5 separate regions of the Mus musculus genome follow, and all the other regions are linked to region 1. Evidence: chromatin loops called from intact Hi-C (ENCODE). Cell type or tissue: left cerebral cortex. All regions are shown on one strand. Each heading gives the region's core, and the rest is flanking DNA. Links, peaks and the distances in the headings are about the cores only.

Region 1 (6,434 bases), core at 753-4,752:
TCTCACAAGATCTTTAGAAAATTGCTAGAGACTGAATTCAACCAAATTATAAAAACAGAAACAAGCATGAGAAGTATAGGCCATTGGAAACACTCTACTATAGGACTAGTGACTGTATAAACACAGCGCCAGGATTAACAAGTAGAATGCTGCTGTTCTAGGCCCTGAAATCAGAGCTGAGTCTATTAATATGCTTTAGAGACAAGAGGGAAGTCAAGCGGTATTGGATGTCTCAGCTAGAGTGGTGAAGGTGAAAGGAGATACCCTGAATGATGTGGCAGATACTGGAAGTTCAAGCATATCTACATAAAAACAAATGCTGAGCCACTCAAGCTTTTACTGACATCTATAGACGAAGAGATGCAGAGGAGACAAGAGGAGAGATATCACATATTTTCCCCCATCAAGGTACTAACAGGCACTATACAACAAAACCAAAAAATCAAGGGAGGTATGGATATTAGAGTTATCCACTAAATTAAAAAAAAAAGTCAGCCCTCCTAAACACGTAATAAACTACAAATAAAAACTGAAGTATAGGAAAATATTTTTTAAATGGCCAGAGTATAGCTATATCTTTCATACCCAAAATGTAAACGAACCTCATTGACTAAGAGATTAACATATGCACATTATATTTTTACCTCTCTCCTTATTTTCTCTCTTTTGTGTCCTAGAATCCAAAGGACCCGGAACTAACAAGATCAATAAAAATCCAATGAAGAATCAAAGACTGAAAAAAAAAAGGAGATAAAGAAATAAGAGTGCATCCAGGTAAAATGAGACAGGGACCACTTGCACATTTTGTAGCCTGCTTGCTCCTGAGGAAGAAGTGAAATTCATTTCTCAAAACCTTGTTGCATGACATAAAATCTTTTGTGCAAAGTACAGAGGATTGAGGGGAAGAAGGGCTGCAGTGTCACCTTTTGGGAGAGGCAGGCAATGAAATGGCAAGGTAGGATGAGACACTGTGTAGGGGAGGCTTCAAATGTGGGCCGGTAGGCATTGATGCTCTTGGCTATGGGACTGCTCCAGAGTATACAGTAGGACAGTGCTGGGATGTAGGCAACATCCTATGTAAACACAAATAAAACAGTGTTTCCGGGGCCTGGTCCCCACCCCTTTCCTAACATTATCATCTGGAAAGTTGTTAGAAACTCACAGTTAGGTCTTACCCTAGACTTCAAAACCCTGAAAAGCATCAGAAACTTGGATTGGGGGGCTGGGGGCGGTACAGTTTGGGACAGGTATTGGCTGAGGTCCAGCATTCTCTGTTTGAATAAACCTTCAGAGGACTCTAGTTCCCTTCAAGGTCGGCGTGTCAGTGCCTTGGAAGGTATCTGGGTTAGTGAGCTACTTAGAAGTAGTTTTAAAGTGTTGAGAAACTTGAACAGTGTAGGGAGAAGTACTCAGCCAGCCAAACAAGAGAAGATAGGGTTTGGTGGCCAATTTTCCACATAAGAAACAACAGATAAAGTGACTCCAAGGGACATTCTGGGAGAGACTGAATGAGTAAAGAGACTGAGCACTGAATTAAGAATCATTGGAAATAGATTTGTTTTATTTTTCATGCATCTTCAAAATAAAACTTTCATTTGTTTGTAATATCATCAGAGATTTATAAAAGTGACTATTGAATAAAATTCAGTTGGAATCATATGGCTAAGTTTGTAATTTCCTTCCCTTTTACCCCTCCCTACCCCTCCCCCCTGCCCCCCAAGCAAAGCAATGACAGCTTTTTGCTGTTCGGTTAAATTAGTAAGATGTAAACATGCTAAAACTAATTTCAAACCTCAAGGGACAGGGAGAGACGTGTAAGCACAAAGCACATCTGCCAGAGTGAGGAGAGTCGGAGGCAGGTTCCAATTATATTCAGCTTTGCCTGGTCCTCTCTTAAACAGTCTGTAAGAGGGGACACGATTACTAAGCAGAAGCAAGCCCGGAGGGCTCACACGGGTCCAAGAATGACAGCATGCCCAGCAGCCTGTTGTGAAAGGAGGGAATGAAAACCACCAGGAGGAATCACACGGTGTGAAAAAGGGAAGCACCTAGGAGCTGGCCAAGATTTAACCATGCCCCATCAGAACGCATTGTCCCTCACAGATACATTATTTGCTGCATCTTTCTAGTTGTCTAAATCACTTAAGTCTTTTTCTCCAGGCCATACTCCCTGCTGCATCCTTGGTCTTGTAACTGGGAAGTTACAAGAAACAGTTTTGTTTGGTTTGCTTCCCTCCCAGTTTCCCTAAGAGTCTCTTGGCCAGCTCCCCACAGCCAACAAAAACAGCTATGCTCTTAAGATATGATGTATAGTCCACTTAATTTCCTTCCTCCCCATCCTTTGGTGTCGAGCTGCTGTGAACATTCCTGCCATACCTCTTGCTCAGCAGGATTACACTGTAATATATGCACCTTTCTCCAGCCCGTTCTCATTCTAGGTTCTGACAACGCACTGACTCCTTTAACACCTTATTTCTCCAGCCCCGTAAGTCAGTCTCACAGTCTGTATTAAAAATGCATGTGATGGGACACACTTAAGTTACATACAAAGTCACAAGATCGAGTCTTCTTTAGTTACTGACTGCTATTAGCTATGATTGTTTGAATGCCACGTGGGCTTTGAGTCCCTGATACTTTGAAACGGACTTTCTTCCCCCACCACCTACACGATGCTGAGATATTCTGGGCCAGACTCTTTTATGCTGTACGGACAATATTTCATCACAAAGACTGTGCCAAAACATGTAAAAGAACACACACACACACACACACACACACACACACACACACACACACCCCAAACAAAAAACAACCAGCAAAATCCTCCATTATCTAAGTGATGGAAGATTGTCATTAACTTTTGTCACCACCTGCTGGTCAAAAAGCTGTATGGCTCATGGATTAACTGGACCCGGAAGAGGCAGCATTTGAGATGCTTCAACTATATTTGTATCACAGGATTATATGTAGCAGAGAAAGGACAAGTTGTTTAAATATAAAGACTCCTAAGATTATTTCTTTCTTCATTATACGTTATATATTCTGTTTTATTTAATATTGTATACTACAAGCAAGGAAGCTCTTAGACCCCAAAGCTATGTTCACTATGACATTTTGAGGTAGTGGGGGAGAATATGATTACACTATTTACCCAGGCTTTCAAAACATGTGGATTAGTATGAGAATTCCACCCTGTACCATTGTAAAAGCTTATATATAATTTTAGGAAGAATTAGGGAGGTTCTGATGTTTCTTAGCCCCAGTGGTTAACCCAGATCATCTTCATTTCCCTGTCACCTCTGAAAGCAGGCACCACACTGTTTTGTTACCCCATTGTACTGCTCTTTAAATGTCTTGACCAGTGCTGTTAGTAAACATAACATTTTTGTTATTGTTTCTTTCTTTTTTTTCCTTAGTGGAAAATTTCCAAAGAAGTAGGCTTGGCTAGAGTGAAAGGTGGGAGAATGCAGTTTAGTCAGAGCGATCTGACAGTTGAAGGTTTTTCATTTATCCACGAGATGCTCTGGTTAAGTGATTTTGGCCTTGAAACTGTCCAGGGAACAGGACTCTGTTCTGATGAGAAGGCTAGGCTGATCTCATGTCAGGCTTCAGAGTGGCAGTTAAGGAGACTAGGCCTAAATCTTTGTTTCCAAGAACTGGGCAATTCCAAGCAAGTCCAGGCCTCAGAAACTGTCCTGCCACCTGGCCTGAGGCAAGGACAATGAGGTCAGCAGCAGTTCCCAGACCTCCTCAGCTACTTCCTCAGCAACAGCTTCCAGCCCCCAAGATAGTAAAGGAATGTCCCTAGAGATGGAGTAAGATAAGGGTCATCTACCCCAGAATGCCCTAATGTGCTTTAAATCAGGCCTGTGAGTACACTTGCTTGTCTCTCTATCTTGGTAATGGGCGATTCCAACATGCTGGACTTCTGCAGAATAAAACACCTTGTGCTTATATACTATTAGAGTCTGGAGTATCATTCTTCAGTGAAGCATGGATGCTTACACTGACTGTTCCTTCAGGATGCAGCATCCTTTAGCTGGTTCTGTGTAACAACAGTTCTTTACTCGGTCTCACATTTCCACATAAATACCACCCTCTCAGAGACAGGCTGTGCCCTGCTCATTCCTTTTGAAAATGGTCACACTGGACAATTTTACTCATTAATTTTGTTGAACCTCTTTCTGAACAAATGGTATGAGAGAAAATCTCCAAGTGGTTAACTTAATGACTCAAACAGGCCTAGTTAGGTTTTGGAGAGGGGTGTAAACTGTCTGGTTTGGCATTGTTATCACTTCTGGTACAAGCCAGGAATGATAAGTTATGTCCCTTCGGGCAAATGTCCTCACCATTACCTGGGCACCAAGACACTCTCTTTCAGTTGTTTCTCCTAGTTTTGTTTGTTTGTTTGTTTTTGTTGTTGTTTTGTTTTCCTCTGTTGAATCAGAACCCTGGATTTCATTAACTACCTAATTTTGTTAAGATGGAACCTCTCACGATAAAGCCTCTAACCACTGAGAAGCAGAACCACAGGCTCCAGCTCAGGTTGGAGGTTAGAGGGCCTGAAGAGCAAATTCTGTAAGATGTAGTAGGTCGAGAGCTTGGCTCTAGTTCTCCTGCCTCAAACTCCTCTCTGGCATTTTCAAACTTTCCTAAAATCCGCCTTTCCTAGAACTGGGACATTTACTCCTCTGGGTCGGCCATACAGTGCACTTCTACCACCTGCGAACCCAGAACATTCTATTCTTGCAATGTTTGTTAATGCATTCCTAGATCCCCTTCTGATATCACAGATGCCACGGGATGTGTCCCTTTATAGCGAATTCTACTGTCTCTAGCTTAGAATACCACTAGCAAGCTTTCATTCAGTGTGGCCCTCTACAACAGGTTGGTTCAGAAATCTACTTATTTTTGTACCGCATGGAAGCAATCCGTTTTGTAGTACCTCATAGCCTGGATCAGTCAAGTCTGTCTACTCTCGATGTCTTTAGCAAATACTGCCATGCAGACGCTTGAATCCAAAGTTACAAAGAACACATGCATCTTTTATAAAGCCATGATTCCACATTCTAGAACACACTCAACAATGACAGATGTTCTTGGGATCTGGAGGGACAGAGAACAGGGACTATGACCTCATAAACACCCACTGGAACAAAGACTACGACTTCATAACCTTTCATTCATCAGTCTCCTCAAGAGAAAACGGATGCATCAGATGGTTAATTCCACTTTATAATTTCCACTTATGAGTATGCATTCACACACGTGGAGGGAAAGCATTCTTCATGGTGCTCAGGCCTGCTTCCACCCTCATTTCCATAACCTGAGGAAGTCCGGGTAAAATAGCAGTCGAAGGCTGAGCAAAATCAAAGTCCCTGCAGTGACTACGTTGCAAGTTTTTCCGTAGCGTAGCGCTTTTCTTAACCTTTAGTACTCAGAGACGTCAGTCGGTCTCTACTACACCAAAGCCCTGCGTGGAGCCGCTTGTGTGAGCTGCGCAGGCGCAAATCTACCTCTCCTAGGTGGGCGGGAGCTGCCCCTACCCAGCCCGAGCGGTTGGAGCCAAGAGTGTTCTTAGGTGACTCAGGGGCAGCATCGACGCTCGATTGAGCGGGCTTGGGAAAGGTTCCCAGAGGGCTGTGCGCTGGAGGCGCTGGACGCTGTCATGGCGGGCTTGCTGAAAAAGGTGAGCGTGTGGAGGTCACCGTGATGCTGCGAATGGGGACCGTAGGCAGCCGCGTCTCCCTCATCGGTGGGCAGAGACGCTAAGAGGAGGGGTTGGGGGAGTGTTCCGCTGTCCTGGCAGGGGGCGACAGGGTGCGTAGTTGTGTCGGGAGGGTCGGCTAACCAGGGGATTACGGTAAACATCACGGTCCTGTTTTGTCTCTGCACAGACAACTGGCCTGGTGGGGTTGGCGGTGTGCGACACTCCACACGAGGTAAGTGCGACTTTTTGTGTCGTCCTTCTCAAGCAAGACTGTGATCGACCGAACTTGCCCTTGCAAGATTAACGAGACCCCCGTGAGCTCTGGCCTCCGGGGCAGCGCTGAGCTTCGCTGACCCCGTGGCATCCTTTTTGCAATGCCTCCTTTTGCCTTCGCCGTGACCTCTTAATTAAGACGCGTTTCTTCACGGCATTCTCTTAGCGTCAGTGGTGTGGAGTATTCTCAGCTCCCTTCAGAGTCGCATTTTCATTTTCCATCCTTTCCCTACCGACATTTCTGCCTTGCCTTTCGCACACTGGCTGACCCTGTCGTCCTCATGGTTGCCTCCTTCGGTATCCATTGGGGAAACATAAACAACAACCAAGACCAAACAAACCTAAACAAAACCACTGTGATTTATCCCCCCTTTCAGCAATTGCACCATTTCTTTCCTTCCCGTCTACACACATAACTCGAAAGCGTTGTCAGTGCTCACTGTCTCTTACT
Region 2 (6,434 bases), core at 955-4,954, 98 kb before region 1:
ATCTGATTACAAGATGGAATGTTACATCTATGTATTCCATTGGTAGGATTTTTAATTTAACCACCAATTTTAAGCGTTACAATGTGGTTTGTTATTTATAAGCTGATAGTTTTAATGCACTAGTCACTAATATTTCTCTTATAATTTCAGAAAAGTCTATATTAGAAAAATATGTGAAAATTATATTTGTTTAAAATTCTTTAAACCAGCCAATCATGGCTGTGCATGCCTATAATCTAAGCACTTGGGAGGCAGATGTAGGAGAGTTCTATGACTTTGTTGGTCAGCCTGACCAACGTAGACATTTCTCGGTCAGACAGTGCTAACTAACCCTGAAAACCGGCCTCCAACAAACAAAAAATTGTTGAAGTTTGCTTTGGGAGAAGTGTCATTGTCTCTTGCATTATTCAGTGATTTCATTTTAGACCTGTGTGTGTGTGTGCGTGTGTGTGTGTGTGTGTGTGTGTGTGTGTGTGTGTGTACCCCTCAAATGCCCCTTAATTTTACCTGTCTCTCCCCATATTCCCTCCCACTACCCTTCCCATCCCCACTGGATCCTCCCAGAAAACCCTACCCATCCATTCATAAATATTTATTCTATTTTCCTTTTCTAATAAGATCTCTCTGTTCACGTGTTAGTCCCTTACTCAGGAGCTACCCTCTGGTTCTTTGTATAAACCGTGGCTTGGTTGTCATTAACAGCTACTCTCACAGAGCATTAGTTTCTTAGGCTGCTGTCTATCTCTGCACACAGTACTTTGAGTGTAGATTCTATCATGTCACTGTCCTCCCACCTCAGGACTACTCCAGGTCACAGCCTTCCATGTGACAAATCCCTGATAAACTTGTTAACCAGCTCCTTTCCCTGTGTCCTCGACTCCGGTCTTTATGGCATCCCTCATACATACTGAATAAGTTTTTTTCTTTTATTTGGATGTCTTCATACTTATCTTTTTCAGAAAGATCCCTTAATCATCTACACATTACCTCAAGAGTAAGAGTTTAAATGAAGTATATTATAAAGATTTTACTTTTGTTAGATATATATGTCTGCTTTTAATGCTGGTTTTATTTTTAATTCTAACAGAAAAAAGACGAGATGCTCCAAATGGTAAGTTTTTGATGATTATTCACAAATTTTTTTAAATTACAATTTAATTCTTATAGAAATATGTTTATGTATTAATACTTAATGGTTATGATAAAAAATAGACTAATTTGTTCTTATTTTCAATTGTGGAATGATAGGCAAAACTTAGAAATGTACTGTTCTTAATTTGTTTCCTAACATGAAGCAAAGGTGTAGTGTGAAGGTGGGTATTATTATTCTCTATGTACTCTCAAGTTTGTTGTTTAGAATCGGCATGTGCTTGAGTCTTTCTGAAAGGTATTCTGTTTTATTTGGTGTATATGTTCATTTCTTTTCAAGATTTTAAAACACTTTCTTTGTAACATAATTTTAATATTTGTCATGTGTTACATGACACACTTTTTAAAATGAGAATTTAAGCATGAAAATGTGTTTAGTGCTAACTGTACTTGCATACAACCCCTCTTGAGTTTGGTAATGAACTCTTTAATGTGATGAATAAATTCTGCTTTCCTCCTACTCCATGTGTTTTTTTCTGGAGAGAGGACCCATCGCTTTTATCACATTTGAATGTGAGCCTTGTAAATTCCGATTGCTTCAAGAACCTTAATCATAAGAGGGCATGTAGTTGCTGATTTTTAAATGCATCCCAAATCTTCCCTCAGAACTTAAAAAGATTATTCAGGGAAATTTGTATAATACAAAGTTTTTAATGTAGAATGACTGTTGGTAATTATTGAGGTCTGTGCTCTTTACACAAAAATGGATTGCTTTTCAATTTTGAGCTTAAGTCTATTTTCCAGATACAAAAGATGAACCACAGACAGATGTATTATTATTTAGCCTTTTAATTTTTTAATGAGTAATTGCCTTCAATATTGTTTATTCTGTACCAAAGTTTGATATATTTGTCTTTTGCGTGAAAATATTACTAATAATAACTTACAGGGCTATTGGGGGATATAAAAGATAATCAAAATGCTTAGCATAATGATCAATAAACGTTAAATTATTGTCATTTACCACCTGCCAGGCATTGTTCAATAATCTTTTGAAGTAGCTCCTGTTTTACTCCTGGGTAATAGATGAAAAAAATAGGCATATATAAATAAATTGTTTCACTATTAAGATTGGGGGAAAGTTCTTCCCCAAGTGGCCTGACTCATGAGTAGGCCATAGTCACTGTTATGTTAGATGACTAAAGGAGAGCCCAGCTTAGAAGAGAATGAGTAACACATCTCAAGATAGGAATCTGGTATGTGGCAGAGGCGAAAGAAACAGCTGAGCCCTGAACTGTTCATCTATGAGCCTTTAATGCAGTTTAGAAGTTTCTCTTAGTAGATGTCAGTATTGTAATGTTGGGATGTTCCTGTGTTGTGTTTGGTATGCACATATTGAGTACTAGTTGTAAAGGCCTTGGGGGGGGGGCATCTAATTTTGAAAAAATAACTTGAAATATTAATAGATGCGTGAATCATATAATTAAAAAATTTGGAAACATATTTCAATATGCCCAACATTTATTTGTAAATAGGCACCTAGTTGCTGTGATACAGTTTGAATATTCCTACTGAGTTACTCACAATTTTCACGTCTTTCTTAGATTGTTCTTGGGTAGGTGAGTTGGTGGTTGTTTTTGAGACTGTCTGTTTACACAGCCCTGACTTTTCTAGAATTTACTTGTAGATCAGGTTGGCCATGAACTCACAGTGAACCACTTGCCTCTGCCTCTGCCTCCTGAGTGTTGCCATTAAAGGCTGCTTAAGTTTTTAGTTTTATAGTTTTAGCCTTTGGTGTAGTAGTACTAACTTATTTTTATTAAATAAATGAGGAAGGTTTTTTGTTTCTATTTTTTCATAGTACTGTTAAAGGGCAAAATCATGCTGCTAGTATTGCCAATATATTCGTCCTTTTCAACTTATAAAGATATATAGTATACCAACATATCACATATATAGTAGTGAGTGATGAGGTGCATTGTGGGAGTTTTCTTTTTGGCTTTTTTAGTCCAGCAAGTTTTGCTCTCTCCATTGTAGAGAGCAATAGCTTTGATATTTTAGCTTTACTGCGTTTTGAAGTGTCACCACTAGGTGGCAGTGGATACCTTACCAATGGTTTGCTCTGTTAGCTTATCAAATCTTTTTAAAAAAACACTTTATGGGCTGGGGAGATAGCTCAGTGGGTAAGAGCATAAACTGCTCTTCCGAAGGTCCCAAGTTCAAATCCCAGCAACCACCCATAATGAGATCTGATGCCCTCTTTTGGAGCGAGCGGAGCCAATCGGAGCAAGTCCTAAATTCAATTCCTAACAACCACATGAAGGCTTACAGCCATCTGTACAGCTACAGTGTACTCATATACATAAAATAAATAAATAAATCTCTAAAAAAAGATTCAAACCAATGCAAAAGTCTCAGCTTTGATTCCTATCACTAGTAGTGATATTTTGAAACATTTTGAAAATTGTCATTAATGTAATGAACTCAAAGGAAACTTGGCCTGAGAGAAGAACTTGTCAGAGAATTGTATATTAAAGAATGTGTTGACAAAGTTCAGGAGATGATAAGAATTTTTAAGTTGAATGTGTTGTAGAATGCATCATTCAGTTTCACTCCTAGAGATATTACTAACATTCTCTAAAGTCCTTAGGTGCTCTTACCATTCGATCTTTGCAGTTCTCAGTGTTAGAATTTCTTGCACTTTAAATATTTTTATATAATTAAAGGCTTTGTGCCTTCAGATAGCCAACTTTCATATATACTCTTGGGAAAAGATTAGAGGACTTAAGTCTGGCAATTTGGGGGGGAGTGTTAGCAAAAAAATTTTATAGCTTTTTAAATAAATTATAGGTAAATAGGTTGAAATATAGCTTTTCTGCTATATATATCATTTTATCAGAATTACAATAAAAAACAACAAAGGATCACTTTAGTTAAGTTTTATATATAGATCAGTGTACTTTATAAGATTTAATATTAAGTTGTAAGTAAGCAGCCATAGGTTAAGTAAGTTATAAGTTATGATTCCATAAAATTATTTTCATAAATTATATGCCTCTCATACCATTTTGACTCTCTTTGTAGGTCCCAATCTACCCATGGCTACAGTTGACATAAAAAATCCAGAAATCACAACAAATAGATTTTATGGTTCACAAGTCAACAACATCTCCCACACCAAAGAAAAGAAGAAAGGAAAAGCTAAAAAGAAGAGATTAACCAAGGCAGATATTGGAACACCAAGTAATTTCCAGTAAGACTCATCTTTTGTGTTCTCATCATTTAAAAAAAAAAAGTAAAAAAACTGATCTTGCTATACTGCCTAGGCTGGCCTTGTGTTTGGGATCCTCGGCCTCAGCTTTCAGAGCAGTATGTGGGATTACAGGTGTGCACTACTGCACCCAGCTTGATCTTCATTCTTTTTGTGTACTCTGGACTGCTCTGAATTTTTAGCTTCTTATACAATTTTGGTTTAAGAGGTTCTTGTTGTTTGGAGCTAAGATGAAAGGATGGGCTATCCGGAGACTACCCCACGTGGGGATCCATCCCATAATCAGCCACCAAACCCAGACACTATTGCATATGCCAGAAAGATTTTGCTGAAGGGACTCTGTTATAGCTGTCTCGTATGAGGCTATGCCAGTACCTGGCAAATACAGAAGTGGATGCTCACAGTCATCTATAAGATGGAACACAGGGCCCCCAATGGAGGAGCTAGAGAAAGCACCCAAGGAGCTAAAGGGGTCTGCAACCCTGTAGGTGGAACAACAATATGAACTAATCAGTAACCCCAGAGCTTGTGTCTCTAGCTGCATATGTAGCAGAAGATGGCCTAGTAGGCCATCACTGGGAAGAGAGAACCCTTGGTATTGCAAACTTTATATGCCCCAGTACAGGGGAATAACAGGGCCAAGAAGTGGGAGTGGGTGGGTAGGGGAGCAGGGTAGTAGAGGGAGAGTATAGGCAACTTTCAGGATAGCATTTGAAATGTATATAAAGAAAATATCTAATAAAAAAACGAGGTTCTTTGTTTTCTGTTGTTGTGGTAGAAGAGTCAACATAAAAACAACTTACAGGAGTAAGTTTATTTTGGTTTCTTTTCTAGAGAGGAGGTCAGCCATCGTGATGGAGAAGCTTGGCTATAGGAGTATGAGAGCCGCCTGGCATTGGGATGCAGAGAGAACAGGAAGTGGGGGTGGGCTATAAAACAGTCTGTCACCAGAGATACATGCTCCTAGCAAGGCTCTACCTCATAAAGGTTCTGCCACCTTCCCAATGACACCACCAGCTAGGAACAGAGTGTTCCAATACATGAACCTATGGGGAACATATATCCAAAATATGGGAACCATGTATATGTTCATCTGTTTTGGGAATTTGGTGGGGTTTTTGTGTTATTGTTGTTGTTTCTATTTTGCACAGAGAGAATGAATGGATTAGGAAAAAGTAAGAACTCCAAAGGAGCTGGCTTCCAGGGAAGAACACCCATGTGTAGTCCTTTCTAATGGTTGGAGACATCTTGAGACAGTTGTATCTTCTGGGTCACCCAAGCTGGCCTAGAATTCCAAGTCTGTAGGCATATGTATACAACAAGCCAGTCTTGTGTCATAAATCTGACAGTTTACTTTTCTATCTGAAAAAATTAGATGTAATTATTTTTTTATTTAATTCTTGAAAATAAAGGGATTTTTTTTCCACTTTGATGTATAATCAGCAGGAGGATACCTGTAAGACTTGTCTAGAAGCAAAAGAAATTGAGCTGTATGCAGCACATCTCAAGTATCTTTATGCATTATTTCACAAGCCCTTGTCTGCATTTGTTTTCTAATTTTATCTGTTTTCCATGTTAGGCACATTGGGCATGTTGGATGGGATCCAAATACAGGTTTTGATGTAAGTATCTTTTTAAGCTATATTTCCTATTGCTCAAAATATATAGGAATGCTATGGCTTATCTTGGACTTTTTTATTTACAGTTTTTAAAATATTGCTTATTAGAATTTGAATGTGCTATATGCTGCTGAGGTTTGAATTCATAGTATTGTTCTGTCATAGTTGCTAAGTCCTTTAAGGGAAAATTTTTGTATTCCTTCATTTTCTGCTTTGAATGCATAGAGAAAAAAGTGATTTTTCTTTTTTTTTTTTTAAGTAATGATCTCAGAAGAATATCAAATTTTGGAAAAATAAGTACAAATTCTTAGTATCTAGTTATAAAATAACCCAGTTTGTTTCTAAACTGAGATTAAACTTTGAGGTACTACCAAGGACCTCTGGGCACAGCAAAGAGGTGGAATAGATGAACACAAGAACTGGTATTGAGTGGGTTAATAAAAATATGAATAGAA
Region 3 (6,434 bases), core at 1,021-5,020, 190 kb before region 1:
TAAAATGGTTTTCAAAATATTATATACTTTAGAATCTTTATTAAAACGAGTCCTGCTAACAAAAGAGCAGAGTTAAAACCACTAGCTAAAAGGAATCTATCAAAAGAAATTTTTAAATATTTTCAAAAAATTAAAAGAAAATGCACCTTTCAGGGGGAAGATTATGTCTTTATATGAAGCTGTGAGAAAAAATACTGGAAGCTGAATTTTTTTAAACCAAATTAATTACTGTGAAAAGTATAGTGGAGGCAGAGATGAGGTGGGACAGTCAAGAACGCTTTCCTATAGTGACATCTGAACTGGAATCTGAAGATTGAAAAGGAAGCAGCTTTGCAATTATTACCCTCACAGGAAAAGTTCCAGACACACGGAATAGGAGCAAATGTCCTATTGTGCCTGAGAAATATCAGGAAGACCTGTGTGGCTTCAGGTGTGGGAGGAAAGAAAAGGGAACACAGCAGCCATTAGGGAACACAACAGCCATTAGGGAACACAGCAGCCGTTAGGGCAGCAGTGCTCAGCAGGAAAAGCAATGGATTTAGATATATTTAACTCCTGTTCTAGGAACTGGACCCAGAAGCCAGAGCCTGTGCTCCTGGGCAAGCCCTCCACCTCTAACCAGTATGACCAACCCTACAACTTTATCCTAAGAGCACAAAAAGTCATCAATGTATTTTAAACAGATGAAAGATAAGATTCCCTTCGTGTTTTCAAAACAGAACACTGGTTTCTTAGTTTAAAAAGCAAAAGAATGCCAATGATACAAGGAAACTGAATGCAGACATCGAGTTGTCTTTTGATGGAGTTTGAATGATGGAGATAGAAAGACATAGACTAAACACCTATTTGATAAGAAAGTCAGCAGGATTTCCTGATGCATTAGACACAGAGTTAAAAGAAAGGACAGATTTAAAGACAGTGGGAATTAACTAAATTGTGAGGCCACTTATTAAAATGGAAGTGAGTGTGGGGAAAAGTTAAAACTGTGGGTAATCGGGTATTCTTTATTCACTATATTAAATTTCTTATGCTTTCAAAATATCTAAGATACAATGTCAGGCATTCTGGAAATTTTAAGTTAATTTTTCATTGAGCATTTATCAAGCACTTCCAGACATGTAACAGAAACATATTAGAATTCATATGTGTGTGTATATGTGCGTGTGTGTCATTTTACATACAACCATTCTAGCTTGTATTACTACCATTTCAGCTTGAATCTTCTATACATGAATAGGATAAAAACAAAAACTAAAGCCAGATATGGTAACACAAGCCTGTAACCTGGTCCCTCAGGAGGCAGAGGCAGGAGGATCAGAAATTGGCAGTCATCTTGGATTAAATAAGATGGTGCCTGGGAAAAAAATTAAATAAATTCTAATTCTGTTTTAAAATATTCTAAAATAGCATTTGATAAACACAAATATATAATACAAATTATATAGAAGGGGACTTCTATATAATTCAAATGTTCGGTCTCTCATAGGTCTCAGATCTTTTCTGCCCCTTCTTCAATAAAATCTGTTGTTTATTCATTGCTACTGCTGCAGTTGTTCTAGGGGCAGTAACTGAAGTTTTTGGCTATTGAGAGAAAATCTCATTGAACTCCTGATCTCCCTGACTCCACCTTCTAAATGCTGACTAAATAAGCCTTTTATCTTTATCACATTAGATCCCTCAACCTATTTACAGTACTGGAAATTAAACTCAGGGCCTCACATATACTGGACACACTGCAAAGAAGCTACACCTTAGCTCAGGGATGAACTGTTTAAGTAGAATAAGTGGAGGTCCCAAGAGCAGGGAAGAATCAAGGGTCTTGAGCGTAATGTTCTTAGCCTATTCATATTCTCATACAGTATTCTTTGCCCACATCTCAAGTTAATTTTATTTCACACTAAAGTTTATGTATAGGTTAAACTGTGTGTTCTTGCCTCAGTCATGGCCTGGTAATGGTCTTTTGACATCTAGGTCGAATGTTCCCTACTTACTGGTGGTCCAGCTAACTATTCAAAATGTGGCTATATCTCCCATGTGCTATATAGCTCCTCTGAAATATCACTAGGAATCTTGTTCTGCTGTGATGACTTTCGCCAGCAAGCTCTCCTGGTTGGTGCTCCAACAACTTGTAGATCAGTCTAAATCACTTCTGAGCAAAACCTGCTCTGGGAGGCCATATTGGCAGACTTTCCTTTCCCTGAGCAGGGCTGACTATCACAGGACTGCCCCAACTGGTATAGGATTCCAGCTAATTTGCTTCCTCCCTCATCTCAAATACTGAGTGGCAGAGTGTGAGAGTCTTTCTCCACTCTCCATGTTCTCTTCATTAGTTAAAGAATTTCAGGTGGAACCAAAAACTGTATGAGGGAAAACAACACACAGATACATCTGCTTCCCATTCTTCTCTCCTTCCTGTAATTCCTCTGAGTTCAAAAACCCTTGAGAAACCCATGAATGCCTTATAACCTCCATCTGGAAAAGAGACTTTCACTTGCACTATCATTTCATTGGCCAGAACTTGCCCTTTTATACCCATGTAATTATAAGGGGACCAGCAAGGTAAAAGACTAAAAGGAATGTCTTATTTATATCTGTCACAGAATCAAGAACATGATTCCCACACCCAGCCACCTGCCGCCTCCTAATTCCAACTTTCTTTTGCAACGTTGCTTTTAAGTACAAGATAAATATTATCCTTGGATAAAAAAAAAAAAAAAGCTCTACCTTTTGTGGTTGTAAATTAATATTGTAATATATCATTATGAATCTTTATTGGATTGAGGTCATTATCGATATATATTTTAATAAGATTTGTTATGCCACAACAAAATGCCTATTCTTATACTCCTTAGGAATAACATACAAAATAAATAGAAAGGTAAAATTTTTAAAAATCCAAGAGAGACTGAAGCTAAGCTTCTTTATGTGTTGCTACTGGCTGGCCAACTTCCACTGGCAGGTGTACAATTATAAAGCCCTATGGCACAACAGAGTCTTGGATAACAGATTCTTGCAACTTTAAATAGTACTAACAGACGGTAATTAAAACTCACTGTAAAATGTCCTTTCAAACATGGTGCTTCGGGAACTGCAGGGAGGTAGCGCCATCTGGTGGTATAATTTTAGACATTTGTTAAGATTCATATTATCATCAATAAACAATTTTTTTTCAAATTAAAAACTTTCAGAGAACTTTAGAATTGAGACTTGAGAGACAAAATCCTCTTTTCAAGAAACAGGATAAATAGAAGGTATAGAACGTTTTGACATCTGCTGATAGATAGAAAGTGAATCCCGCGTAAATCCAAACAGGCTTTGGTAATGATGGGATAATTGTAAATAGTTCTTATCAAACGGCAGAGTGCCTTGATTTTTAAGAAAGTTTACATTTAGACCGAAGTCCTTAGGTCTGTGTGATTCCTGGGTGAACCAGGAATTCTTAGGAAACGGCCAGCAGGGGGCTCTTCACACCTGAGGGATTTTGTTGTTGAGTTTGGTTTTAGGTTTTTGTTTGGGGTTCTTTAGGGGGACCCGGTGCTTGTTTCTTTGTTTGTTTGTCTGTTTGTTGGCCAATGCTAGAGAAGAGTGGCTGCAATTGTAACGAAAACAATACAAAGTCTCAGCGCTCTATTACTTTAGCAGACGTTTGTGTTGAAACTTTGAGAAATTAATCTTGAAATTGTATCTGATCACTGTTGACAATTTAAGTTAGAGTGGCTATGCTAGTTACCTAACTACCGGCCCACAGGTGCCTTTCCTCTGACTTTGTGCAATCTGTGTTCTGTCCTTATCGATTTACATACGTTAAAAATTTTGTATGGGTAGAAATCCATTTTCATGGATGGAATCGTGCATAATGGCCTCACCTGTGAACATCAATTTTAATTTAACACGATATTTTCAGACTCATCCGTGGTATAGAATGGATGTAATCTCATTCCTTTCTGTGATTAATTACTATTTACTTAGCTGGGTTCATGTCATGTATCCCAGGCTGTCCTCAAATTTCTGATCTACTTCAGACTAAGGTATGCTGTGCTTAATAAAGTTTAACCTTATCATGCCCAGTCCTAAGGACTGAATTTTTTACTAGGAAAGTAAGAGTGGATTCAAAGTCTTTATATTTAAGACTTTATTATTTCTGTGAAATATGTTCTGGCCAGTAAAAAGACAATATGGATTGCGTATAATTGCATTCCTAAAGTCATTTACAGAAGAGACACATAGGCACTTTATCCAGATTTACAATGAGAATAAAAGACAAACCCAACAATTAAAACTTATATTCTGTTCCAACAGTGGTGATTAAATGAGCAGTTACTCTATGCTATGTGGTTTGCTTGTGCAGCAGTGTAATTTATGCAAAAATAATTAGCATTTTTTCCTGTTGTGCTTTTATCAGTTAAAGAATGATGCTTGGTCTCTATGGTCTGGGTCTAATTGTTCATATCATGAGAGGAAGGGTAGAAGGACTCATTTCAAAGTTATCACTCAATTAAAAAATTAAAACTGGATTATATCCAAAAAAGAAAATAAAAATATAAGTTTGGGCTAAATAGCCTATTGATGGAGTTGATTCCACTGCTGAGAATACAAGGAGAATGTGAGTTTAATATGTAGTAATTTCTTTGAATTTTAACATTCAATCCTTAAGAATCAAGAAGCAAAACTTCATGGTCTAGGAAGGAAAGAATTCATGAATCTCAGGAAGTTCCTAAAATTTACCAAATTTACAAAATCTCTCTCTAAGGTTATAGTAAGCAGTATAGTATGCTGGAGAGTGAAAGGCTCCAACCTGTTAAACTGACTGAACATTGTATAGAAAACTCTAGGAATGCAATGTTCATGAACAGTTGTCTAACTGGTGTGAGCTTTTCAGTGACTCTACCTTTGAGTCATCCATGCTATACAAGTGACTCCTTATCCATTCTCCGGTAAGTAACCCCACTAAATTTATTGGTTTGCCAAGTGTCTTTGATAGAATAGTTTCTTTGGTCTGTCATTAGTTGGCTATCTAGGATGAATAGACATTTGTTCACACCTCCTCCAGGAAACTCAATCCACACAGTAGGGTTTCTTCAGGTCCTTAAACTCAGAACTTTAGAGGCAGTTAATTCTAGTATGGAAAGGGATGTTATATGTAAAGATGAGACTTGCCTATTTATTAATGTCTGTGTTCCTAAAATCTTGTATAAATGTCTGTGACTAAGCAGTCAACAACAACAATGACCAAAAAAAGATATTTTGAGTGGACATCACAATAATAATCCATGGAAGTCATCTCTGGTGTCTCAAATAGAAGCAGATTTCAAGCAGTAATGTATATTTCAAAGAATAAGCCACCACCCATATTTACAAAAGATGTGTACCTTCTGCCAAACAGATGAAGCCAAGGGATACTTGTCCACACACTCTCCCATCTTTCTAAGGTGGTATAAGTGTACAAATTTCATAAACTTCAAAGAAGATAACTCTCGTTAATAACTCATGTTGGACTTACCAATGAGGTTGATGCATTGTAAACGCAGGTGGCTTCCTTTAGGAAACAAAGACACACAAATTCTTTGCATCTTACATGCCAAGGGGTTCGTCATACTTTTATATACAAAGTAATTCAGTCATATCACACATTACCAAAGTTCTACTATCTCTTTTTTACAGAAAATGAAATTATCCCTTAAAGTTGAGCTCTTTGCTTATGTTCACACATGCTGTAAGACTTCCTAAATATGAACAATTTAGCATGTTCTGAGTTGTCAACATCATTAAACACAGCACAGATTATCTACATGCCTTAAAAACTAATTCAAAAAGTTTGTCAAATAAACAAATTATTACCTAAAAAAAAAAAAAAGCCAAAATGCATAATAGAATCTATCCTTTAAAATAAACAGACTGGTGTTACATGTAATATATAAAACTATATTTCATACATAAACATACCTCACATCAGTTGGACATAGAGCATATATAAACAATCATATCATGAACAAAATTACAAGAAAGGATTAAATGCAATAAATGCTGCAGGTGCTTAGGGTTTAATAATGGAGATGCAACATCAGGATTACTAGGTGACCTATGAAAAGACACTGTTTCTGATGCTGCTACCTCTTGTGCCCCTTCTAGATCCGTAAACTTCAAGATTCCTAACTTCTCTGTGCTTCAAATTAGCCCCTTAAATACCAATGATAGTCATATGCCCCTATCTTTAATATTATATATCCAGAAGTGCTCGTGAAACATAATGAGCTAAATAAATAAGAACTGTTTCCTCCTCCTCTCATGTGCCATGTCTTCATGATTCATAACACTTTTACATAAACGCATGTGCATACATACACACATAGGATTATACATATGCTTTTATATGTGGTTCTGTTTCTCTAGAGAACTCTAATACAACAGTGTTCCTAAAGAAAGAATTTAGATTA
Region 4 (6,434 bases), core at 1,477-5,476, 82 kb before region 1:
GTTATAATCCTATATAAAGCTACTCCTTGTTGCTGTGTGCAAGTTTACATCAGGATGCTCACGTGATTTGTGAATATTTTCATTCCATCAACAAGGGAGTTTAATTATGTGTGAGACTGACACAAACCTTAATGTAATTTAGTTAGAATGCCAGAAGGAGAACACTATTTTCATACCCTACTTTTTCTGTACCTAAATTTTCTTAATAAAATTTAGTATAGCACTACATTCTTTTTTAAGTGATGTAAACTTTAGTTTCTTTAGCCCCTTCATTTTGAATATGATGCCACATATGAATGTTGAAGCTGATACATTGCACAATTCTCTAGACACCACTCACTACACTAATGCAGTTTTTCAAATTCTAGTATTATGTGTTGCTTAAGATCACTACAGAGATGCTACTGAAGAGAGACGGTAGTACAGCTCTCTTGCAGTACTGCCTGCCGTTGGTAAGCAGTGGCATCCGAAGGCAGGAACCCTGATGAGCCCTCACGTGCCTGTCCTTGACCAAGGTGACTTTTATGCTGTGGCAACTGTGACAGGCTATTTTTTAGCAAAGAGTTAGACGTTTGTTATCATGCCCCAAAATAGTTTGAGGTAACATTTTTGGAGGTAGCTTCGTGCATCATAAACAACTTTCGTGCTCGTGTCTGACTCGAGCGGTATCAGAACAGGGCTGGGATGGAGTCTTCGTGTTTTGCACCCTGTGCATTGCTATATTCACAAGTACCAACTGTAGGAGTCAGAGGTGTTGGCAAAAGTATGCATGAATGCTAACCTTTGCACATACTCTGTTTTTACTTTGATGGCTTCTCCAGGTTTTTGTCAGGTACCACATGTAGAATTACATTTTTCTTAAAAGATTGATCATCCAAATGGCAAATTTCTTAGAGTCCATAACTGATTTGATAGATTTTTCTTTTTAAATAAAACTTCACAGCCTGCACAGTTGTTACGCATACTACATGGTATGTTACAATTAGGGTTTCCTTGCCTCTTTACAGTACACTAATCCGCCTAAAGGTGGCTGTTTGATATTTACCGTGATAATTACCTTACCTACCTACCTACTTTCAATACACTTTAGGTAGCCGATTATCTGATTTAAGTGCAGACACACTTTTCTCACATTGAGTTGTATGCAGAATGTAGCTTCAGATGTATTCATTATAGTTACAATATCCAACTAAAAAGTACGCTATCTAGAAGTATACCGACCAAAATCTAGTATTGACATGATCTTGACAGGCTGGACCTGTGAGATATGGTTTGAATTTTAACCAGTTTATCACATAACCTCTAGAGACCATGCATCTAGTTATTGTCAGGAATAATTTAAAAGGTTTAGTCGCCAAAAGCAGTTAAGTGGTGCAGTAAGATAGTTAAGTTATTCAAAGAGTGTTACCCTCCTTGCAAGAGTAACTGAAGCACATTGGAAAGATTCTCAATTTTGTGTTTCCTGTAAAAACAGTGCTCTCTGCTGCTAGGACCTTTTTTCTGCTTCCTGTCATTTTCATGTGGCTTGAGCTCTGAGACGTGCGGATGAGGCTGGACAACTACTACCCATACAATTAGGGGGTCAAAATAACTTTAAATAAATAGCATCGGACTTTCATATTTTTCTTTTTGACGTGGAGAAAACATTTTCATGCCTAAAAATGTCTTTGAGATAATGCCAATTCTGATGTCCCTTACCTTTTGGCCAAGAAGTTTGAGATTTTTTCAGCTAATTTGTTATTTGACCAGAAGTTGTCTGGGGAGACTGAGTTCTTTGAGTTGCATATAAATGGGGGTATATTATTTGCCAAAGGTAAAATTGAGTTTATTCTTTTTCATACAGAAATGGATTTTGCTTTTGTTTGCTTTTTATTTTTGTGTAAAATCTAAATTCCAGGAGCTATGGGGTTCATCCAGGCATGAAGGCTAATCCACTCTGAGTAAAGTGTCAGTTGCACAGCTCCGTCCTCTTCTGTCTTGCACTGTGGGTGGCACTATTTATTCCTGTGCGTCATCTGGAAGCCTCACGGATACATCCAGCTATGTGCTTGTCTGGTAGCCTTTGCGTTTAACAAACTAGCATGAGGCCTTTCATATCTAAATGCTGTGTGATAGACAATTTCAGCTAGCCACATATTGTATTATGAAATTCATAAAGATTTTCAATCATTCAATTTCATTTATCAACTGAAATTTTGTTTAGTATGTGAATTTTTTTTTGAAATGTATAGTAAATAAGATGTTGCACTGGTGGCAATTCATCATGGAACATAATAAAATTAATTTGACCCAAATAGTATAAAATAGTGTGTCTCATTTGTTATTAAGATGTTAAAATAAGTAGAAAATTTTAATTGTCTGGCCAAGAGTGCACAGAGTGCCAGGGAATGTTTGAGGTTCCAGCACTACATGTCCTGAGAGGGAAAGTGTGTCATTAAGTAAACCCGCTGAGTAAAAGAATTCTGGGAGACCTGGTGACAGTTTAGCACCTGCCGTGAAGTCATTGTGGTACAGAGCTTCTACATAGAACACTCACAGTTCAAGCTCACGCTGGTGGGACGCTTTCAAACCAAAGATGTTGAAGTCTTCCTGATGGACTGATACTAGGAATTTAATAAATCCCAAACAGTGGTTCGTGCGGGGCCTAGTTCTCAATAGGCAGTATTATGGCCATGTTGGCAGTGGTGGCCATTTAAGCCAGAAGCATAGTTTTTGGTAAGGGTGACATTTTGTCCCTTGACCCTGCCCAAGTTGGAGTCTGAAGGTGAAGCTGTGCAGCAGTCCAGAGTACAGACACTACTCCTTTCAAGAGCTTTGTTCTATAGAAATGTTTTTGTGGTACAAATGTGAACACTTAATGTATTAAACTGTTAAGAGAACTGTTGTAAGAGTAGTATGCCTTAGAATTATCCTGTCCTGTTACATGTGTCTAGACAAAGAGCCCTACAGTGACACCTTTAGAAACAGGATAACTATATCTTACTACAATATATCCATAAGGAACTGTCTAACAGGGAATCCTCTATAGAAAAGCTGAGTTGTACATTGCTTGACAAACATCTCCACTCTACGGTAGGGTTTTCTCTCGTTATCTCTTGTCATTTAATACAGGCTTTTAAAAAAAAAAAAAAAAGAAAGAAAGAAAAGTTGCTCGAGGTTGGAGAGACAACAGAGGTTAAGATCACTGGCTCTTCCAGAGGCCCCAGGTTCAGTACCCTGTACCCACATAGAGGCTCACAACTGTCTATAACTCCAGTTCTAAGGGATCCCACAAACTATTGGCCTCCTCGGGCACCAGACTATCACGTACACAGATACACATAACCAAAACAATGAACACATAAAAATATTTTTTAAGAGATTTAAATTGAGAAGACATTGGAGAAAGTTTTGGTAAGCAGCTCATTACAGATCGAGGGAGCACACTCTCTTGATTTGTATAGGTTTGTGGCTACAAATTCCACATCATCTGAGTGCTGATAGAAGCCACTAGCATCTGCCCATCTCTGCCCTGAAAAAGCTGGAAGCGTCCGCCTTTGCCTGGAACATGTGCTGGTGTTTTGGCTCGGTGGTGACAGTCATCCTACATTGCCCAGACATTTAGTCATCACAAAGTACTTAGGAGTTGAAATGAGGTTGGGCTTTTGAGTGTGATAATCCAAATCATTAGTTTCTTTGTGGGCCTTCTTAGTGGGCAATGTTTTTACTTAGACATAAGTATTCTATAAACTCTTAAACCTACCTGAAAGAAAAGTAGTTTGCAGAGTGAGTATCTGAATAATTTTTAATCAGCAGAGGCGCTGTCAAAGACTGGGAGTTCTTCCAAGGAGCCCAGGAACAACATGGACATTTAAACCCAATGTCCTAGTTTTACTGAGGGAAGGGACATTCTAATTCGATTGCATGCACTTCTAGTTTATTAGAGAAGGAACCGGGAAGTAACACATGCCTTCTATGTCATGTTAAAAGAAACCAATGGGGTCAAAGGGATTATACTGGGAAGTGTCTGCTGGGAAGCAATACTGATTATGTTTAGAGGTTTATGGAACCCCGTTAGCCAACAATAGTAGGCTTTTGGTTTAGGGCAGCATGTGGTACCTACTTGGGGTACTGTCCCCCACTTTACTCCATTTAAATTACTTTTATATATGTATAGTTTAGCAAGCTTCTCCAGAGGTAGGTTTCCAAATGGCTTTCTCTGAAGGCCTTTAATGTTGTTACCCCTCCCCATATTTTCTCTACACTCCCCTCCTACTTCCTCCCCATCCATCCTTCCTATTCCATTTCCCCCCTTTCTCCCTTTATAACATGATGACTAGTTAATTTAGTAGGGAAAAAATAGGCATGTCCTCATAACTTCCCAAGTGTCCGTATATTTTTTAAACCAAAGGCAAATGTGCTTGAATACACATTTGACTTACAGTAAGCAAGCCATTAGAAGTAGTCACTGTTATTGTATACTGAGAGTAAACACCAGAATAAACTCCCGGTCCATGAACTAACCTCCATAGTAGTGATTCTCAACCTTCCTTATGCTGTGACCCTTTAAATACAGTTTCCATGTTGTGATGACCCCCAACCATAAAATTACTGTGTTGCTACTTAACTATAATTTTGCTACTGTTAATGAATCATACATATTTGATATGCAACACCCATAAAAGGGTCATTTGCCACGCCAAAGGGTAGCAACCCACAGGTTGAGAGCCCGTGCTCTATAAGCTCACAGTAATACATCAAATTCATAAGATCATATTTAATACTAATCCCACAGGGGAACATTTTTGAGAGTGAGGGTGTTAAGTCTAGGTCTCCACATAGCTGTGGCTGCCCTACAACTATGTAGACTAGGCTGCCCTTGAATTCAGAGATCTTCAGCTTCTACCTCCGAAGTGCTGGGATTGAAGGCATGTACCACCACACCCAGACTACGGAGGAACCTTTTAAAATTGCTCTGACTCTTAGCCCGTTTTAGGAATTTAGTAAATTACCTTGACCCAGGATTGGAGGTGTGCTCATGACCAAAAAAGAACAACAGAAAGACACTCATTAGTGAAGTGAGAACCAGGTGATTGACACTAAATATTAGATATACATCAGTGTGTTAGTTTCACATTAGCAAAGATAATTCCTGGTGTACATTTTTCTCTTAGCATCCTTGAGGTAGCTTATCCTCTCTTCAGCTGTAATAATGAAACTAGCAGAGGTTAAATAGTAAATCAGTGCAAAGCTGGGTCTTGACTGCACTAGGACCTTGGCACAAGTGACCTTCGCTATCATCGGTGATCTAGGTAAGAAATGGAAACATCACTTCAGTGCCTTTAGATGTAAAAACAAAATGCACCAGAAGGCTAAACCAACAGCCTGCAACAGCGAATGGAAGGGAGTTCCAAGGTTCTATGGCCCAGGTTATTAGGATGAGTGGATTGTTTATTTTTGTAATTATTATTTTTAAATACTTTTGTCTTTGATCCGATCATCCCTGGCCCCTTTCTCTCATCTACCACAGTTAAAACATCTCTCCATTTGCAATACCAGATTAGGTAACTCATGTTTGAGTAATCTCAAATGCCGAATAATAGGTTACATAAGAATTGCATAAGAATATATTTGGAATTTCCTCAGGGTCCTTCCTGTAAATTTAAAATAAACTGTGACAGTATATCTTAAGAATTTCTTACCAATTCGATAATTTTTATCATCTAAATGCCAGTTTTTACAGAGGTTTGGTTTCATCTGTTTCAGCCAACAGTTATTTAATTTGATTTTGATTTGGGGCTTGTAAGGTTCTTTTTGTTATTGATTGGTTGATTGGTTGATTGATTGATTGATTGAAAGGCAATTTTTACTAGTGACTCTCTATAGGAAAATGACTTAATTCATCTCAAGTTCTGACAGCTTACGATTGCGGTCAGGTGCTCTAGGTGTCCGTAGAATCTCCGGAGCTTTTTGGCAGCATTCAGAGAAGTAATGTTGATAAGGGCCTCAATTCCCCTGAAGTGTTGAAAAGGCAGAAGCCAGAGAAGGCTAAAGTAACTTCTAGACGACATTCATAAATAGGTATAAACAAATGTGACTTTCTTCTGACTTTTCTCTTTTAGTGTAATTTATCTGCTAACTCTCCATCTGGGTCAAGGAAAGGACTGCTGGTTGAATTTTCTGCTCTCTTTAATTTCATTAGTATTATTATTATCATTATTACTGCTTTTTAATCTTGGGTAATGGCATTCTAAACCCTATTTTGGATGAGGATTATTCTGTGATAAACTTTCAAAAGACAACTTGCAAATGTGTAACCTAAAGTGACTCTAGACCATTTGTTGCTGTTTATGTAACAGTGAGTAATGGGTCATCAGATTTCATTCAGAGAGAGAAGTTAGCACTCGTGCCAATGACGGCTCACTCTGATGAGAGTGGATTGGAATGCTATTCAA
Region 5 (6,434 bases), core at 1,240-5,239, 1.0 Mb after region 1:
TGAAGTCAAGGGGAAGTCAGCAGGTGGCCAGTGAGGAAGAAGGGCATTTCTGTCATATGACAAGCACTTACAAAGGCAAGAGTTCTGAGAGGGCTTTTAGCTAGTGGTGACAAGTTCACTGCAGTTTGCCTGGAGAGCTCTGAGACTAGAGACCGCTCTTTATCTGAAGTGCTTAGAGACTAGCAGGGTTTCAAATTAGACATCAAAGCATACATAAAAAAAGAGAGAGAGAAGCATGTTCTAGGAACTAGAATGCTTCTCTCTCTCTTTTTTTGCTGTATATCTCTTTCTCTTCATGGATGATACCATAAGAAATAAGCGTGTCCAGAAGCTGATTGAATAGGCCCGGGACAAAGGCTGAACATGAAGTAAGACATGAGCAAGTTCTATAGCACTGATCACAAGTAGAAGAAATCACTCTGTGCCCTAGAACCTTCGAGTGGAGAAAGACTCAAAGCAGGGAGCTCAGTCTAGCTGCATTGTAAGGGAGCTGTGGAATAGGGGTGTCTTTCCTTTACATTAAATACGAATTTGTTTTTTCTAACTCCTCCATTGAGGATGCTGTGCTCAGTCCAGTTGTTGACTGTGGAGCTAAAAGGATTTGCAACCCCATAGGAAGAACAGCAATATCAACCAACCAGAGCTCCCAGAGTTCCCAGGGACTAAAGCACCAACCAAAGAGTACACATGGAGAAACCCATGGTTCCAGCCATATATGTGGCAATGGCCTTGTCGGGCATCAATGGGAGGAGAGGCCCTGTGAAGGCTTGATGCCTCAGTGTAGAGGAATGCCAGGGTGGGGAGGTGGGAGTGGGTGGGTGAGGGAGCACCCTCATAGAAGCAGGGAGAGGAGCGATGTGACAGGTGTTTTTTCAGACGGGAAACCAGGAAAGGGGATAACATTTGAAATGTAAATAAATAAAATATACAACTAAATTTTAAAAAAGGTTTTGTTTTTTTATTTCTTTTATTTGACTAAATCAAGATTTCCGTAATGGTTCTGCAATTAATGTCTGCCCAAATTTGGTAGTGATGGGAGAAAATAAAGAGGATAATGTCATAGTTTGAAAGTTTAACTCTTAAAGCTCAGGGAATCGCCAAAGGAACCAGGAGTGTTCTGTGCCCTGGTCTTATAAGTCAGTGCCTCCCACTGTGAGGAGGCACTCGGAGTCATTTCTGGCCCCTCAGATATCTCTGCAGTTCATAGCATGAATTCTAGAAATGAAAATATTTATGCTTTTCATCTACCAGATTAAAGTACTTTTCATAATAGTGAGCCAGTAAAAAAATTAATATTCATATGAGAAATATTAGCTAAGCAGCCTTAAAGTGTTCAGCAGTGTTGTGAGACCTGTTGATCCCCATGAGCAGGAACAGTTGGAGACTCTTGAGAATCTCCTATGGCTCCTTCAAGTGCCTGTTTGGTAATAGATTTAAATATTCAAAATATTTTCCTTCCATCTAGTTATATACATAAAAATCAGATTTGACCAACAACTTAACTATACACATTATCTCCTAAGGTGCTTCCTACATGGATTTTACTCTACTCAATTACATTTGAAAATGAAACTGAGAACTGAACCTTTTCCCTCCTACATCCTAGATCATACACTAATGCAATTTTATATAGTGGGTTCACAGCATCTGCTTGAGATGGAGTTGTGTCCTCTCAATAAGTTATCCTAAACTGGATAATTAACAGATGAGTAATGAATAATACAACCAAATGATAAGCCAGCCTTGGAAATTAATTCATTTAAAATATGGCACCGTGTTAAACGACTTCAACAATAGCTAGAGAGTTTTAGGCTTTTTTTGCCTTCAGAGCGTTGTCATGTTTTGAAAGGAATCCTCTGATGTGTTGGTATTGATAGGTTCATACCTATCCCCCTTTTCAATAATATAGAAACAAATAATTCTTCTTTGTGTGTGAGGGCTCTTACCATGCATTCTGTTTTATTGATCTCATTTAGACAGCTCATGGATCAGCCCTAATTAGGGTATAGTTATGCATGTGTATGTAGGTGCATGTGCCTATGTGTACATGTGGAAGCCAAAGTCAGGTTAGAAGTTTTCTCTGTTGCTTTCTATCTTGCCATTGTTGGGTTTTGAGGGGTTTGGTTTGGTTTGGTTGGTTGACTAGTTTGTTGGTTTGGAGGGAAGATCTTTGTTTTAGTTTGGTTGGGTTTGGTTGATTGGTTGGTTGGTTGGTTGGTTGGTTGGTTGTTTGGCTGGTTGGTTGATTAGTTGATTTGGAGGGAGGATCTTTGTTGTTTTGTTTTGCTTAAGACAAGGTCTCTCACTGGACCTAGAACTCTCCATGTCAGGCAGACTAACTGACCAGTCTCTGGAGATCTGCCTGTCTACACCCGCCCCAGCACTGGGGTTATGAGCACACCATCACAAGCAGTTTACTTTTGGTACCATGTCTCAAGTCACCTCATTGGGTATTTTTCAGTGGCATTATCTACATCATAGGTATACCTCCAACTATTCTATAAAGTTTAGTCTTCTTTGAGTCTGCAAAGAATATACCTCTTACCCTGTGCAGTTAAGGGTATACATAAATATGAATACAGGCAATGGAAATGGCATTTGTGTACTTCATAGAGAATTAAAGAAGGAGTTATAAATAGGAAGTGATGTTTGTTTTTCAAATGCTATATTTAAAAGTATGTGGGTTTTTATATAGAAAATAAAATATATCTGACCTAAAGTACCTGATTCTGATAGCTAATCACTCTGTAGCTACATTTTATTGCCTTCTTAAATCAGGACTATGTGCAAATGACATGTGTTTTAACTTGGAGAAAATAAGCCCAATTATGCCACCCCTCTTTAAAGCCATACTGGATATTTCTGTAAGAATCATTAGAAAAATACTGGGTACATGTATTTTGGGGGACTATTTTTATAGAAATTAATTCTAGCAACTACTCTAAGACAAAACGGGAAGTGAATTATCCACCAGATTTTCAGTGGTCAGCATTCAGTCGGGCCTTTTCGCTTTTGTACATAGCTGGAGAGTCTAAGTGTTCTCAAACAAATGGACGTCACTTTAGCATAGCCTAGTGGTGAAGCAGCAGTACTAACTGGAAACTCAGAAATTCCGTCCTTGCTTAAGCACAGGGCTTTCCTAGTTCACCGGTTATTCACAAAGACAAAGGTAAGGTAAGATGGGACTAGTGAATGACATGACTGGCTGTAACAGTGTAAAGCTACGTTCAGTAAGGAGGAAGAAGGCCACTGTACTGCCTGTCAGATTTATGTAGAAGCACTGTAACAGTGAGCTGTCAGAGGTTTAGTTAAAAACGCAACAACATTATGAACTAATAAGTACCCGGAGCTCTTGACTCTAGCTGCATATGTATCAAAAGATGGCCTAGCCCGCCATCACTGGAAAGAGAGAGGCCCATTGGACTTGCAAACTTTATATGCCCCAGTACAGGGGAACGCCAGGGCCAAAAAGTGGGAGTGGATGGGTAGGGGATTGGGTGGGGGGAAGGTATGGGGGACTTTTGGGATAGCATTGGAAATGTAAATGAGGAAAATACCTAATTTAAAAAATAATAAAAAAATAAATAAAAACGCAGACACTACTGCATATGCCAGCAAGATTTTGCTGAAAGGACCCTGATATGGCTGTCTCCTGTGAGGCTATGCCAGTGCCTGGCAAATACAGAAGTGGATGCTCACAGTCATCTATAGGGTGGAACACAGGGCCCCCAATGGAGAAGCTAGAGAAAGCACTTAAGGAGCTGAAGGGGTCTGCAACTCTATTGGTGGAACAACAATATGAACTAACCAGTACCCCCACCCCCGGAGCTCGTGTCTTTAGCTGCATATGTAGCAGAAGATGGCCTAGTGGGCCATCATTGGGAAGAGAGGCCCCTTGGTCTTGTAAACTTTATATGCCCCAGTACAGGTTAACACCAGGGCCAAGAAGTGGGAGTGAGTGGGTAGGGGAGCAGGGCAGGGGAAAGGTATAGGGGACTTTTGGGATAGCATTTGAAATGTAAATGAAGAAAATATCTAATAAAAAATTTAAAAAAAAAAGAAGTTTGGTTAAAGCTTATTGCTCACTTCTCTAATAAAAATAAATAGAAATCTCTTGGTTATATAACCACAGAAGATTTTTATCCCTGATAATTAGCCAGGTAAAAACCTCAGCCATATGTTCTAGAGTTTCTCTTTGTTCAGCATCATAATTGATTTCTTAGATATTTATCTAATGTACAAGATAGTTTGCAATATTTTGAAATTGTGAAAAATAAAATTGTCCACTTTAGTTTACATCATAAATCTGTATCTGACAGTGGGCTCATCCCTGTCCACGGGAGGCAGTAACTCAGCTTCTGACAGAAAAAGAGAATAAAAGCCTTCCCTGCTCTAATTCCATGCCTGTCAGGACTCCAGGCTGCCCAGCATCCATGCTTACCTAACAGGAGATGCCCTTAGGCTTTGAGCCCAGGATGTCACAGCATGTAGCTTTCAGCACACCTTTAACATGCAAGCATCACATTTGCACAAAGGGAGATAGAAGTCTTCTGGTAAAGTGGTGTTGCCCACATCTGACTTAGACGGGCAACCTTCAGCTACTTAGGAAGATAGCAGCACAGTGCCTAGATTTGCTTGGTGGGTCCAGACCTTTCAGAAAGCATCACTCTTCTGTATGATATTTGCCAGAAGAAATTGATTTCTTATTATAATCCTACTTTTAGTATAACATTTCTATAAGTTCCATTATAGTTCAGCCATATTTCCCTTCGTTCGTGTGTGTGTGTGTGTGTGTGTGTGTGTGTGTGTGTTTTGCCTTCCCAGGTCAAATACCTTAGTCTGGATTATTCTGACTTCATGCATACCCTACTGCTTTAACTTCTGGCCAAGTGTTTGCTAGACTATCAAACAGATTGACTTCTTGTCAATATACAGCCACAGAAGGAAAGAGTCTGTGGCCCTCAATAGACAGCATATTTATCACATATTAGTGTGATGGAGAGGATATGCCAATGACCTGTTTCTCTTCTCAGATACCTTCAATGTCCATAGCATCTTCTGCATATTAAATTATTAATAATAGTATTTTCAATTTTTAAGATTTAGGAGCAAATACATAGGAATGGTAGAAACCCTTTAGATGCAGCTTTAATGGTCACTAAGGCAATCATTAAGCCAAAGGTTTTGATGTGTTATGGCTCTCCTGGTCTCTCCTTCAATAAATGTTTACTCTTAGACTCAAATTTCATCTTTTCATTATTTCATTTAAGATTATTTTTCAGGGGAAAGAACTTGACATGCATTATAACCAGTTTCATGCAACTAATAATTATCCCTTTCTCAGACGCCCTTTTATAGACACACAGATATATTAACTACTTTTCAGAAGGATAATGAAACAAGGATGTAATCTCATTTTATTTTATTTTCAAAGGCACTTGTATATAGTTACATGTCATCTTAATGTGAGATGTTAAGTGGATTTATAGAGGAAGAGTAGATACTAAATTTTATAAACAGCTAATAAAGAGAATTATAGTGAAATTGTTTTCATTTTCTAAATTGGAGCCTTACAATAAAAAGTTTGTGGTGTACACTGACATGATGTCTGGAAGTTTGAAAGCATGAATAATTAATTATCAGTCCAATAAATGTCTTGGGCTTACTTAATGCCAAAGCATTGTGGAAGAGGTAGAAAGCCTATAGAATTTATTTTTATTAAGCATCTTGTGTGTGTGTCTGCATGGTGGCCAGATGGATGGCAATACAATACCAGTTATGTATGGTCCAAACTAGGTCAGGATACAGTACACTTGGGGGTCAGGTCTCAGTTCCGTTACTAGCTTATGTAAGCTGCTACATCATCTTTTGGCTTCAGTTTCATTGTTTTTGAAAGATGACAGTGGACTAGAAAAGACAGAAGGCTCCTTGGTCCCAGAGATGTATGATGCAGTATAAGTCCTTTTGATCCTTGTAGGTACATGCTCAATTCATTCTACGTCCATGGGATGGACAGTGGCTACAGAGGGCTCTGGGGACAAGGGAACAGTTTGGGAATTTGAGTTCTTGTAAAGCAAAGGAGTTACGCAGATTAACTTTTATAAGGCTATGAAAAGTTTTTATTATATATAAACTCTGAAATCGTATTATTCAATTGACTATACTCTCAGTATTAAGAATGGATACCTATGAGCTTTAGAAGGATATTACCCTGAACAGAACAGAACAATCAAACAAAACTAGTGGTGGAAATTTCTCTTCTTGCTCCTGTAGATTTTCTGTAATATCTTGTGATATAGTATATAGTTTTAACTCAAAATGTATTTATTCTCTTAGTTAGAATTCATTAAGATCTGTTTATTAAAATTCTGAGAAATCTGTTCTGATCGTATTCCTGGATGTAAGCCTGGAGTATGTAGACAGTTAATGTTTAA

Evidence for each region. A loop is a pair of places that touch in the nucleus more often than their neighbours do. Peaks named below come from ENCODE experiments on the same cell type or tissue, not always from the same donor. Only the 100,000 strongest peaks of a DNase experiment are listed, where the experiment ranks them.
Region 2: a loop joins it to region 1, with 8 times the contacts of the local background. A loop is called at or near these places in 31 of 42 quality-filtered maps.
Region 3: it touches region 1 in a loop (7-fold over the local background); 15 of 42 quality-filtered maps call a loop at or near these places.
Region 4: it touches region 1 in a loop (4-fold over the local background); 30 of 42 quality-filtered maps call a loop at or near these places.
Region 5: a loop joins it to region 1, with 4 times the contacts of the local background. A loop is called at or near these places in 6 of 42 quality-filtered maps.

Annotation. Positions count from the first base shown.
Region 1 is chr6:24,526,781-24,533,214 of GRCm38, reverse strand. It overlaps Asb15 (ankyrin repeat and SOCS box-containing 15), which reads right to left and starts at 5,071. Exons shown (of 10, transcript NM_080847.3): 1 at 4,946-5,071. It overlaps Ndufa5 (NADH:ubiquinone oxidoreductase subunit A5), which reads left to right and starts at 5,525. Exons shown (of 5, transcript NM_026614.3): 1 at 5,525-5,689; 2 at 5,898-5,942. The coding sequence starts at 5,669. In left cerebral cortex, for the core only: a CTCF peak has its summit at 2,901 (motif pointing left); a DNase peak (open chromatin) is centred at 2,860; H3K4me3 peaks cover 446 bases.
Region 2 is chr6:24,624,602-24,631,035 of GRCm38, reverse strand. It overlaps Wasl (WASP like actin nucleation promoting factor), which reads left to right. Exons shown (of 11, transcript NM_028459.2): 5 at 1,088-1,111; 6 at 4,174-4,342; 7 at 5,940-5,982. Among named protein-coding and RNA genes, the nearest start is that of Lmod2, 30 kb to the right of the region's middle. In left cerebral cortex, for the core only: a CTCF peak has its summit at 3,176 (motif pointing right); a DNase peak (open chromatin) is centred at 3,184.
Region 3 is chr6:24,718,537-24,724,970 of GRCm38, reverse strand. No RefSeq gene overlaps it. Among named protein-coding and RNA genes, the nearest start is that of Hyal6, 11 kb to the left of the region's middle. In left cerebral cortex, for the core only: a CTCF peak has its summit at 3,126 (motif pointing left); DNase peaks (open chromatin) are centred at 3,064 and 3,471; H3K4me3 peaks cover 221 bases.
Region 4 is chr6:24,609,675-24,616,108 of GRCm38, reverse strand. Wasl (WASP like actin nucleation promoting factor) reads left to right here. Exons shown (of 11, transcript NM_028459.2): 11 at 1-2,299. Among named protein-coding and RNA genes, the nearest start is that of Lmod2, 15 kb to the right of the region's middle. In left cerebral cortex, for the core only: no CTCF peak of the experiment used is centred there; DNase peaks (open chromatin) are centred at 2,006 and 3,570.
Region 5 is chr6:23,488,663-23,495,096 of GRCm38, reverse strand. The region is part of intron 8 of Cadps2 (Ca2+-dependent activator protein for secretion 2); the gene reads left to right. Among named protein-coding and RNA genes, the nearest start is that of Gm38775, 80 kb to the left of the region's middle. In left cerebral cortex, for the core only: a CTCF peak has its summit at 3,070; a DNase peak (open chromatin) is centred at 3,068.